2 separate regions of the Homo sapiens genome follow, and region 1 is linked to region 2. The links are chromatin loops, found by intact Hi-C in ENCODE. Cell type or tissue: Caco-2. All regions are shown on one strand. Links, peaks and the distances in the headings refer to the core of each region. The heading gives the core; the rest is flanking DNA.

The links. Hi-C counts contacts between places; a loop is a spot of excess contacts. Peaks named below come from ENCODE experiments on the same cell type or tissue, not always from the same donor. Only the 100,000 strongest peaks of a DNase experiment are listed, where the experiment ranks them.
Region 1: a loop joins it to region 2, with 12 times the contacts of the local background. A loop is called at or near these places in 1 of 110 quality-filtered maps.

The regions. Positions count from the first base shown.
Region 1 is chr6:105,567,695-105,573,086 of GRCh38, reverse strand. No RefSeq gene overlaps it. Among named protein-coding and RNA genes, the nearest start is that of LINC02836, 62 kb to the left of the region's middle. In Caco-2, for the core only: no CTCF peak of the experiment used is centred there; a DNase peak (open chromatin) is centred at 4,716.
Region 2 is chr6:105,675,833-105,681,224 of GRCh38, reverse strand. No RefSeq gene overlaps it. Among named protein-coding and RNA genes, the nearest start is that of LINC02836, 46 kb to the right of the region's middle. In Caco-2, for the core only: no CTCF peak of the experiment used is centred there; a DNase peak (open chromatin) is centred at 2,404.

The DNA.
Region 1 (5,392 bases), core at 232-5,231, 110 kb after region 2:
TGTATTACAGTTGTTACAGATATCTCAAAACATCATTTTTTACTCATCACAAACTTGAAAGTTCCTGTTGGTAACAAAACCACTTTTAGATCTTGTTATTTAATATGTTTATTACTAGTTGCAATTTTGCTTATAAAATATCCTGGTAGCAATATGATTGGGTGGCTTTATACTATTAATCTTTTATGTATTTCAAATTTATTTATTCTGATAAGAAGTTCCAAGAGCTTCCCCAGACTGGCAAATGGATCCATGGCACAAAAAGTTAAGACCCCCTGCTGTCCTTTGATCCTGGTAGCTACTCTGTATTGTAGGTAATAGTCTCATCCCCAATGTACAGATAGGAAAGATTGGGTCAGTTGCTAAAGGTACGCAGCTAATAAATAAGACAGCCATGTTTTACAATGGTTCTAGCTTCAAAGCCCATGATTTTACCCAGGACCTACACCTCCAGTTCCTCTAGGAAATTTCCAGGTGACCAATGTAGATCATGACAGTCAAGATACAGATGATCATTAAATAATATTAGTGTGAACTTGAAAATGTTTCCCTTGAGCTGCAGCAAGGATTATACAACAACCCATTTAAAAAGTATCGTCCGTGGTGATCACAAGTTTAAAGTATGAACAAGAAGACATTAACTGAGGAATAAGAAGAGTAAGCCCTAGGTAATGGTCATTGCAAAAAAGAGGGTGAAGACCTCAGAGACTCAGAGAAGGGCCCGTGGGGAGGTGAAAGGAGGCCAAAATGGATGATCCAACACATCCAGTATGACAAGGTTGTAACTAGTGACATTTATTTCTTACTCAATTGGTGACCACTGCCTTCTTTTTCTACATCTTGTGCTATGGTTTGAATGTTCCTCCAAAACTCATGTTGAAACTTAATTGCCATCGTAACAGTATTAACTGGTGGAACATTTAAGAAGTGACTAGGTCATGAAGGTTCTGCCTTCCTGGGTGGATTAATGCCATTATCACAAGAGTGGATTCATTATCACAGGCATGATAAAAAGACAAGTTCAGCCCCCATTTTTCTCTTTTTTGAGCACTTGCTTCCACCTTCCCCTTTCTGCCATAGGATGACCCTCACCAGATGCTAGTGTTGTGCTCTTGGACTTCCTAGACTCCAGAACCATGTGCCAAATAAACTTCTGTTCCTTACAAATTACCCAGTCTGTGGTATCCTGTTATAGCAACAGAAAACAAAGCAAGACTGTTTTTATTCCCCTTTCTTTCCTTTGTTTCCATTCAGTATCTAGTTTAGATTTTTATCTTACTTCTTCACATTCTAGTCAGTCTTCAGCTTGAAATAGAGGGAAATATGTCAGGTTGTATCCAGTGTAATTCAGGCTTATATGTTCATCCATCCATTTGGGCTTTCATAGGTTTTCACATGTGATAGAAAGAGATGAAGGATGCAAAGTAAGGCTGAGATTCCCCAACTAAGCAGGAAAGCACTAGGATTCCACACATATCATTTCTTTCATTTAGTATTTAAGTCATGTGCCAGATCCTGAGCTAGATCCAGGGGATACCCAAGTACCCTTCAGTCTTTCCAGGGTAACCAGATATTAACAAATACAAATACTATCCTCCCAAAATCTACTCTTTTAGTTGTGTAAGGGATGTAGATATGATAGTTGATGTAGATGAGACAGCTGTCTTCATTTTAATTAAAGAACAATGAGGATCTCTAGGACACCTCACCATTTCTGGGATACCACAGCTGGGAAATAGTCCACTAGGGGAATGCATTGGTGAGCTTCTACTACAACTATTCCTTGGCTTGATTCACTGCTATCAGTCTCCCAATGGTGTGGTGACTTGTGTTCATGACTCTTCATTCAGTGACTTGGGTGTAAATTCCCACCTCCACATTCTTAGAGAAAGCCTTGGGCAAGTTAGCCTCTTTGTGCCTTAGTTTCTTCATCTGCATGATGAAGTTGATCATATAATTCTCTTCCTAAAGTTGTTGTCGGGATTCGAAGATATGTAAAATACATGGCATCTGTGGTTTCATAAATGTAGCCATTTTTATCACAACTGATACGAATACCATTACCTTCTCTGCTTATCTGCTTTGCCTCTTAAATCCCAAAACTACAAATAGATTTCATTTCAGTGAGGAAAGGAAGGCTCAGGGATTGATGAAAACAACATTTCTCCTGTCAATTATAGATGTTTTTTGTGGCAGAGAAGATTATGAAACAAATTTCCCCAGCTCTTTGGAGAGACAGAAAAGAATGGCTAAGAAGAGCTGACTCTCTCAGTGACAGAAAGGCATGCTTTCAGCAAGGTACCCTCTAAGGGATATGAAGCTTAGGTTACCAAGGCATTGTAAGTTTTCACAATCGTGCAAACATAAATGATTAACCCATTTTAAAGCTTTGGATATTAGAGCTTTATTCTCATATCATTCTTAAGGCTTATACTCAAGGATCGGTGTAGAGTCAAAACCACATAATGATGATGACCTTCTGATAACCGAAGCTGGTTTGATGGCCACTAGATGGAGAGATTAGAAAAGTAGCTTGTATTGAACTACTATCACTATCAAGCACTATGTGTAGGAATTTTTATATATTCTTGAATCATCACAATAGATCTATGAAATAGGAATTGTAACTGCATTTTGATGAGAAAACTGAATTTAACAAAATTGAATAATTTGTCAAAAAGAAAACCCAGCCAGAAAGGGGCAGCATCAGGATTTGAACACTGGGACATGTGACTGCAGAGCCCACATCCGGTCACATATACCACCCTAGGCACATGGTGTGTTAAATGTGCCACTAAAGTAGCTGTGAGATATTAGCTTCACATGTGAAAAACTGCCTCTCAATCCCACCTCCATCCCCCACATCACAAATTAGTTTATATTCATTATCACTGAATTTCACAAGCCCACATGAGATTAAAATCCTTATTGGTATCATAATCTTTGTTAAACCTACGAAGAATCCATAGCCCCATAACAAAATGCCATGTCAAAGGTTAAGCCGAACTTAGAAAGTGAGTGATTTAACTAAAAAGAACATGCTGACTAGTAGGTTTCTCTGGATAAGAGTAAAGAGGTTCCAGTAGACTCAGAACTTGTCATTTGTCAAAGTTCACAGGAGGGAAGGTGTTATCTTTTTCTGTCTAACTCCAGGTTCACAAGACAAGGCATATTGCCAAAAAAAAGTCAAGAGGTTATCTACCGTCAACATTAGGAGGATCTGAATAGTCAGGGAACAGTGTTTGGGATGAAATTCTCAAAGACCTTATCCTTGGGCCAATGGTTTTAAAAGTGAACTTTTTCTTTCTATTTGACATTCATGAATCATATCATAAATAACTGGCCAGGATTATACTTAGCCTGGGTATTAACCATTTCATAGCTCTGTGTCTGTTTACCCATGAATCTCCTCTTCTCTGAAACAAATGTATACTTTCTGCTGACTTTTCAAATAAAATTCAGGTGAGCTGTGAAAGTGCCTTGCACTCGTTCAAAAAGCTAATCCCGTAAAGTCAACCATAGATAAAAATGTATGGCCTACAGTATTTACCTTCATTGCACATATGTGATGTTTTCTCATCTAAATTTTCTACCTGAAGATACTTTGCTCCCAAGAAAGCAGGTTCTACAATGATGTTTGTGAATTTTTTATCCAATCTATAACCTATTGTTTTCTGGCAATGCCCATGCCAGAGAGGGTTGGCCTTTTGGGGTGGGAGAGGGATACACTACCTGTGGGGGCGCCCACAAGCCAGCTCCCATAAGGACCACCATCCAGACAAACAGCCCTCAAAGTTTGACCAGCAAATGAAATTGCCCCAGAACTGTTCAAATGTGAAGTTGAAAACTCTGGGGACTTTTCTCCTGGGTGGTGAGTATGGGCAAATATATTAACTCACCATTTCAATTAAACAAAAAGAATATTCAAAATAAAAATCTTCCCAACATGCATAACTAAAGAGAGGCCAACTCACTCATCTCTCTGGGGTCAGTTTGCCTTCTGCAAAAAGTAGAACTGAAATAGACTACTTCTAAGAGGCTCAATAATGCTGGTGTTGATTCTAACTTTAGAGTAATCTAATTGCAGAGCAATTTGGAGACTTTACAAGTAGATAAAATGGGAAAAGGAATTTGCTGAAGATTTGAGATAAGTTAGAATTTTAATTCCATTTCTCTGGAGTTTCCCTCGGGGCCTGCTCATTCTTTACCCTCCAATTGGCATTTGGAATAGCACAAGAATCATTTTATAAATAAAGAGCTGGGGAGAAAGGTCAAGTTAACAAGTTAGTATCATACATTATTTCATTCAGTGACTATTTACCAATGCCTTTTATCTACTAGACTTTATGCATAGAAATAAGGTTGATCAAATCATGTTTATTTTTTAAAAGAAAACACACCCAATTTTATCTAATGAAAGGCAAAAATGACCAAATTTCCTTGATATGTATAATCATTCTGTCTTGTTTCTACTTTGAACGTTATTTTTTGGCATGGTGCAGGTAAGGGAACACACCAAAAAAATCATATCATTCCTCTAGAGAACTTTGAAGCAAGAAGAGATCATAGTCTCTAATTCCATCATGTGATGATCAACATATTGACCTGCTGCTCAACCATTATCAAAGTCTTCACCCAGTTTTGAAATCCCAAAGGGCTGCATCTGTCCTTGGCCCAAGCATGCCATTCTCATTAGTATGAGTGGGATATATTCTTACAGGCAAAGGGCAATTTGTAGCCCCAATTCTGCAAGAAAAACCGTGATTCATGTAGACATTATCTTAGTCCTGGCTTCTCATAAGCTAGCTTATCTTATCTACCTTGCACCTTGGCATGTTTTCTGTTTCTACGAGTCTAACTACACAGTGCTTTGTCTGAAACTCTGGATGATAAGGGCTTTTTGTTCTCATAATCTTTTTTAAAAACCATATTCAATAATCAAGTAAATGCAGATAGAACATTTATTTTTAAAACTGCTTAAACAGAGACTGGGAATATTTGTGGACTAATGGTGTTGAGCAAAGACAGTCTATAACAGGACAATAACTACCTGCCCTGAAATGTGTCAGAAAGCGGGATCCACTTCTCCTCCTCCTGGCCCAGGGGGGTTCACATGCACCAGTGCTTCCCTAAATTCTCCATTGAAGGGTATCCCACTCATTAACTGAAATAGATGCTATGGGGGAAAGGAATAGCAGATGGTGTGGGGGAAAGGGCTACTTTGCAAAGATTATACTTAATCATAATTAATAAAGAAAGAGCGACAGAGCCCAGCAAATATGGTATCTCACCTGCTGTAAGGATGTCCAAGTTAAGAAGTACAGTTTTCAATGGGAATTAGTCCGTTTCCAGAAGATAGATGGAAGGAAGGCACAGCAGGGAGAAGAAGGGG
Region 2 (5,392 bases), core at 237-5,236:
GGGTGGTTCTTTCTCTAGCCTTGAATAGTTTCCTCAAGAGCATGTGCTAATCATTATCCAGGTGAAGATTTAAGAGGACGACTCTTCAGATTTCCATAATATTCTCTCTATATATAACACAGCAACACCTATAAACAAGACTGACTGATTAGACTGTGACTACTTCTCTCTGTGTTCCTGTCTTGGTTTCCCAGAAATATTGACCTTCACCTTCAACTCCACAAGTCAATATTTCCTGTTCTTGCTTTCAACTTGATGTCACTGGATTCTTTCAAATCAGTAATGTCTCCAGTTTGTTTGTCTGTCTGTTTGTTTGTTTGAGACAGCATCTCACTCTGTCACTCAGGCTTGAGGGCAGTGGCATCATCTCGGCCCACTGAAGCCTCAACTTCTGGGGCTCAAGTGATCCTCCTCTGCCTCCTGAGTATCTGGGACTACAGATGTGTGCCAGCATGCCTGGCTAATTTTTGAATTTTTTGTAGAGACAGGATTTCACCATGTTGCCCAGGCTGGTCTCAAACTCCTGAGCTCAAGCCGTCTGCCTCCCTTAGCCTCCCAATGTGCTGAGATTACAGGTGTGAGCCACTGTGCCCAGGCGACATCTTCATTTTGATTGAAAGATTTTTGTTCCTGCAAGGAAATCAGACATTTCTCTTATTTTCTCTGATTTCTTGACAATTTTTCTTTGGATTTTGGACTTAGAAAAACATATAGATTTTCTAAGAAATGCCAAAATGGAATTCCCACACAATTTCACAGTCTCCCTTGCAGTTAACCTTGGCCACATGAGTAAGTAAATGAATAGAAAGAAATTGTCCAACTTTAAAATAAAGCCACTTTCTCTGGCCTTCCTTTATGTTCCCCTTATTGCAAGTATGGGGCTGCTGAGTCATTGTAGGTAATGCTGGTGAGAACAACACATTACAAATATCCAGGCCACAAGGTAGACAGAACTGAAGTCCCTGAATGTTGCTTACCTTCTTTGCTTTATGTATGTACCTACAGATTTTTTAGGAAGGCTTATATTTTTGTGTTTACTGATTACCTTTCTAACGATCCCCCCTATTTTTTAATCTTACAATAGTTTTTGCAGTTGTATCATTCCTATTTTATCAAATCACTTACATTCTATTTAATCCCTATCAAATATATTAAATGTTTGTTTCCTGTCCAACCATCGTAGTTTTCCCTGTTTTCCTTTTGTTGGCTGTAGCTCATTATCTAATAGTCTCCTCAAAAAAGGCTCATGGGGAAAATATTCTTTCAGTTCTAGAAAGCTGTTTGCATCCTTTATTCTTGCTGACTGTGAGGTCTCTTAGGATTACATTTTCTTTCTTTGAATATTGGCAAGAGTTATTAATCTGTTATCTTTTGCATAGAATATTGAACTCAGCCCGTTTTTGCTCCCTTATAAGTGAGTTCTTTCTGCCTGGCTGTGCAAAGAATTCTTTCTTTAATTGAAGGCCAATAACTGTATCATGATATGTTATAGTGTCATTACTCTGGATCTGTTATTCCTGATACATGTTTTAATTGCAGAAAAAGTTTCTTCAGTTAAATCTTTAGATTTTTGTTACGTCCCATTATTTTGTTTTTCTTCTTTTGGAATGCTAATTTTGAGTATGTTTGATATCCTTCTATATCTATGATTTTTCTATTCTTTAAAAATTTGTTTTATGTTTCTGATTTTTTTAGTGTCTATGCTCTATGTACCTTACTGTGCTTTCCACAAGGTTGATTCTTCTATGTCTTGGTTGGAATAAAAGGAAGATATGTGCATTACTAGAAGCAACGTACAACGAGAGAGCAAAGGAAAGTAGCTCAGACCCAAGGAAGATCAAATTAAGGTAAGGATGACGGAGTGTGGGAATGCAGCAGGAATCATGAGAATCCTAATTCTTAATGTTAATCTCTTCCTACCTTGTTATCATAACCTTTGGAGTAACTCTACCAACCTTCCCAGGGACTGACAAACAATACTGAAATCTCAGGAGTGTCTTTCTTTAAAGAGAATATGCCCAAGGAAAGGAACCATATAAGCTGAGATGTTAGCCCAAAATTACCATTATAATTTAGACTCACTTTCTTAGAGGTTGTAATAGAACATGATAATTTTCAAAGTGAAAATGAAAAGGAATAGGAAATCATATTTTGGTTTGGGATATACCTACCATTCTTTTTATTTTTAGGAATTATATAAGGATAGAACATTCCTTCAGGGAGAATGAGAAAGACAATAATAAGAATGGGATCTATACATGTAATTCATGTATACATATCTTTAGAGATGAAAGAAGAAAATATTTATAGCATCATTAAGCTAAACCAAGGTTATAATTTAAAACCCTCACACACTTATTACTCAAGTGAGTCTATTTATTGTTAGAATGATGACCCAGGAGGCGGGGCCATGTAGACAGAGATTAAACCATGCACCACATTTCTTTACATAGCAGGGAACTAGCAGAACTCATATATCACTTCAAGTTATCTGAAAGTCATTTGAGGTAAACCAATAAAAATGGTTTTACATTTGAAATAGTCAACATTGACATACTTGTAATTGCCCATGATTCAGGGTATTTATAAATAATGGTTCTTATTATGCAATACAATTGAGATGGCCAAAAGTAAAGCCATTTCATCATAAGTGACATAAATTTCAACCAGTCTTTGCAAAAAAATCTTATATTTTTAACAGGGATTTCAAAGTTCATCATTCCCAATCTAAATATTTTCTGTTCTCTGAGAGCATTTCCGTATACAGTCCTTTATTGCTCTTTTGCTTCTTCATTTGTTCAACAAATATTCATTGAGGGCCTACTGTATGTAATGTTGTGGGGCTAGATTAGATAAAGCCCTTGTTCACATGAAGTTTATATTCTATTTTGAGAGATAGAACAAGGAGACAGCCAGCCAGCCAACCATCTGATGTCAGCTTTGTACTAAGAATAACAAGCCTGGATAGAAACAGAGCTATGGGAGAGGTGGTATTGTCTCAGATAATGTGGTCAGAGAAGATTTCTCTGAGGGAATGAGCAATGTCTTAAATGAGAATAGCTGGGAAGGTGTGTTCCTGTCAGAGGGAACCCTAAGTCCAAATCTCTACATGTGGGAACATACTAAATACTCTGGGTATAGCCAGGAGGCTGCACAGGCTAAGAAAGCAAGTGCCATCAGAGAGTTGAAGAGGTTGGAGAAGGTCATATAAACAGGTCATGGGTCATATAAGATCTTGCAGGCCATGACAAGTGCTGTGAATTTTATTCTATGGAGATAATGGATTTATATCTATAAAAAGACACTGAGAGGTTCTGAGCAGAAGAGTGACATGACATAATTCACATTCCAAGGATGGTAGAGATAAGAGGTGGTGAGCGTTGTTCACATACAGGTCATGTTTTGAAGATTATAGCCAATAGGTCATGTTTTGAAGATTACAGCCAATAGGATATGCTGTTAGATTAAATTCATTGTATGAGAGAAAGAATAGTCTAGGACAATTCCACTTTTCAGCCTAAGTGCATGGTTGAATTTGGGAACCATTCACTGAGAAGCAGAAGATGGAAGAAGGGGTTGGATGACAGGGCTTGAACGAGTTCAGTTATGACGTGTTAAAGTGAGATACCTATTAGATACTGAGCAGGAGAGGTTGAGTAGACAGTTTGATGTCAAGGAATTCAGTGGAGGGTTCAAGGCTGGAGATAATAATCTGGGAATTTATTCATATACAGGCTATCTAAAGCCATGGGATTAGACAAGGTCATGTGAGATGTGAGCTTAGATAAAAGAAGATAATGTACAAGGATTGAATCCTGAGATATGATAACACTTAGAGTTAGGGAGAAGAGGTGAGTCCCACATCAAAGACAGGAGAGGAAGTAAACCAGGAGGATGGCACCAGAGAAACTAAAGGAGAAAAAAGTTTTAAGAAGATCAGAGCAGCTTTTAAAAGTGAAAAGTTGAAAAGTGTGTAATTGCGCTATGGTTATAAAAGATGGTATTATTAGAGGAAGCTATGTGAAAGTACTTAGGAGCCCTCTGAACTATTTTTGCAACTTCCGTGAGTCTAAAAGTATTTCAAAGCAGACATTTAAAAAAATAGTTAAAAGTAGTTTTAAGAAAAGGAGCAAACAAATGCTGCTGAGAAGTCAGTGAAGAAGAGGACTTGGAGTTGAGTGTTTAATTTGGCAACATGGAGCTCATTCATTAATGACCTTGCTAAGAGCAATTTCATGGAGTAGTGAGAACAAAAGTTTGAAATGAGTGTTTTCGAGAGAATGGGAAATGAGCATGTCAAGATAGTGAGTATAGACCATTTTTTGGAAGATTTTTACTATGAGAGAGAACAAAGAAATATGCAGTATGTGGAGGTGCACATAGGGCCAGGGAGCATTTTAAAACATAGTTAAAAGTTGAAATTCCAGTTGCTTAAGTCTGTATATTTCACTAACCACTTTTTTTATTGTAATCTACTAAATCATTTAATTCTATATTAGCTGATAATGGAATTTTCTTTTGCCATTCATGAGTTTTCTTCTATCCCCTCTAAATTATAATTTAATTAGTTTCTATAAACTTAATTCCTTGGGTTTTATCCTGTTATCTATCACTTTTGACCTAGTTTGCATCATTCAAAGTACTCGTCTGACGCTATCTTCCATGAGCTATTTTCTGTCCAGGGAAATATACAACTAACTCTTCTCAACAATTTTAGAACTCCAAGAACATTCTCACCTTTGCATAGACACGAGATTCAGATTTGTGTGCTTTTGCATGTGTTTAGCAGTTAATCAACAAAGTTCCTTTAGGAGCCATTGTGGAAGGAATATGCTCTGGGTGTTGTGAGGTTACAGAGGGATGGAGCATTTGAAGGGCCGTGTGCATTTCATGACTAAAGAAGCCTGAGCACTCTGGCTAGCTGTGGTTATGGCTCAGCTTAATGGGCTGACTCATTTCTGTGGCTGCTTTATAATTTTGTATCTCAAAGGGCCACCGTTCCTAAATACCTCCTGTCTCCTTCAGCATCTCCTGCCAACACTTGTAACTAAAATCAAATAGTCACGGCAAAGCCATGCTTTTTAACTGACAGTGCACACACCAATTATCTAAGTGTAGAGCAGGAAGATACACAGAGACTTCCCCCCCTCTCAATTGCTGGTCAGAAAGATCCAGCAACAACAAAAGACAAAGCATCTTGTTTCACAAAGCACATTAAATAGAGCAAACAGGCCTCTAACCCAATGGTTTAATTACAGTATAGGGCATTGTGGCAAACCATGCTTAGCCTTTCAAACCACTTGTGTGTTTCTCAATAAAAAGGAAAGCTCACCCAAAACCCTCACAAAGCTTCTCACACCCTGAGAAAGCAATGGTGTCAGAGAACACTATT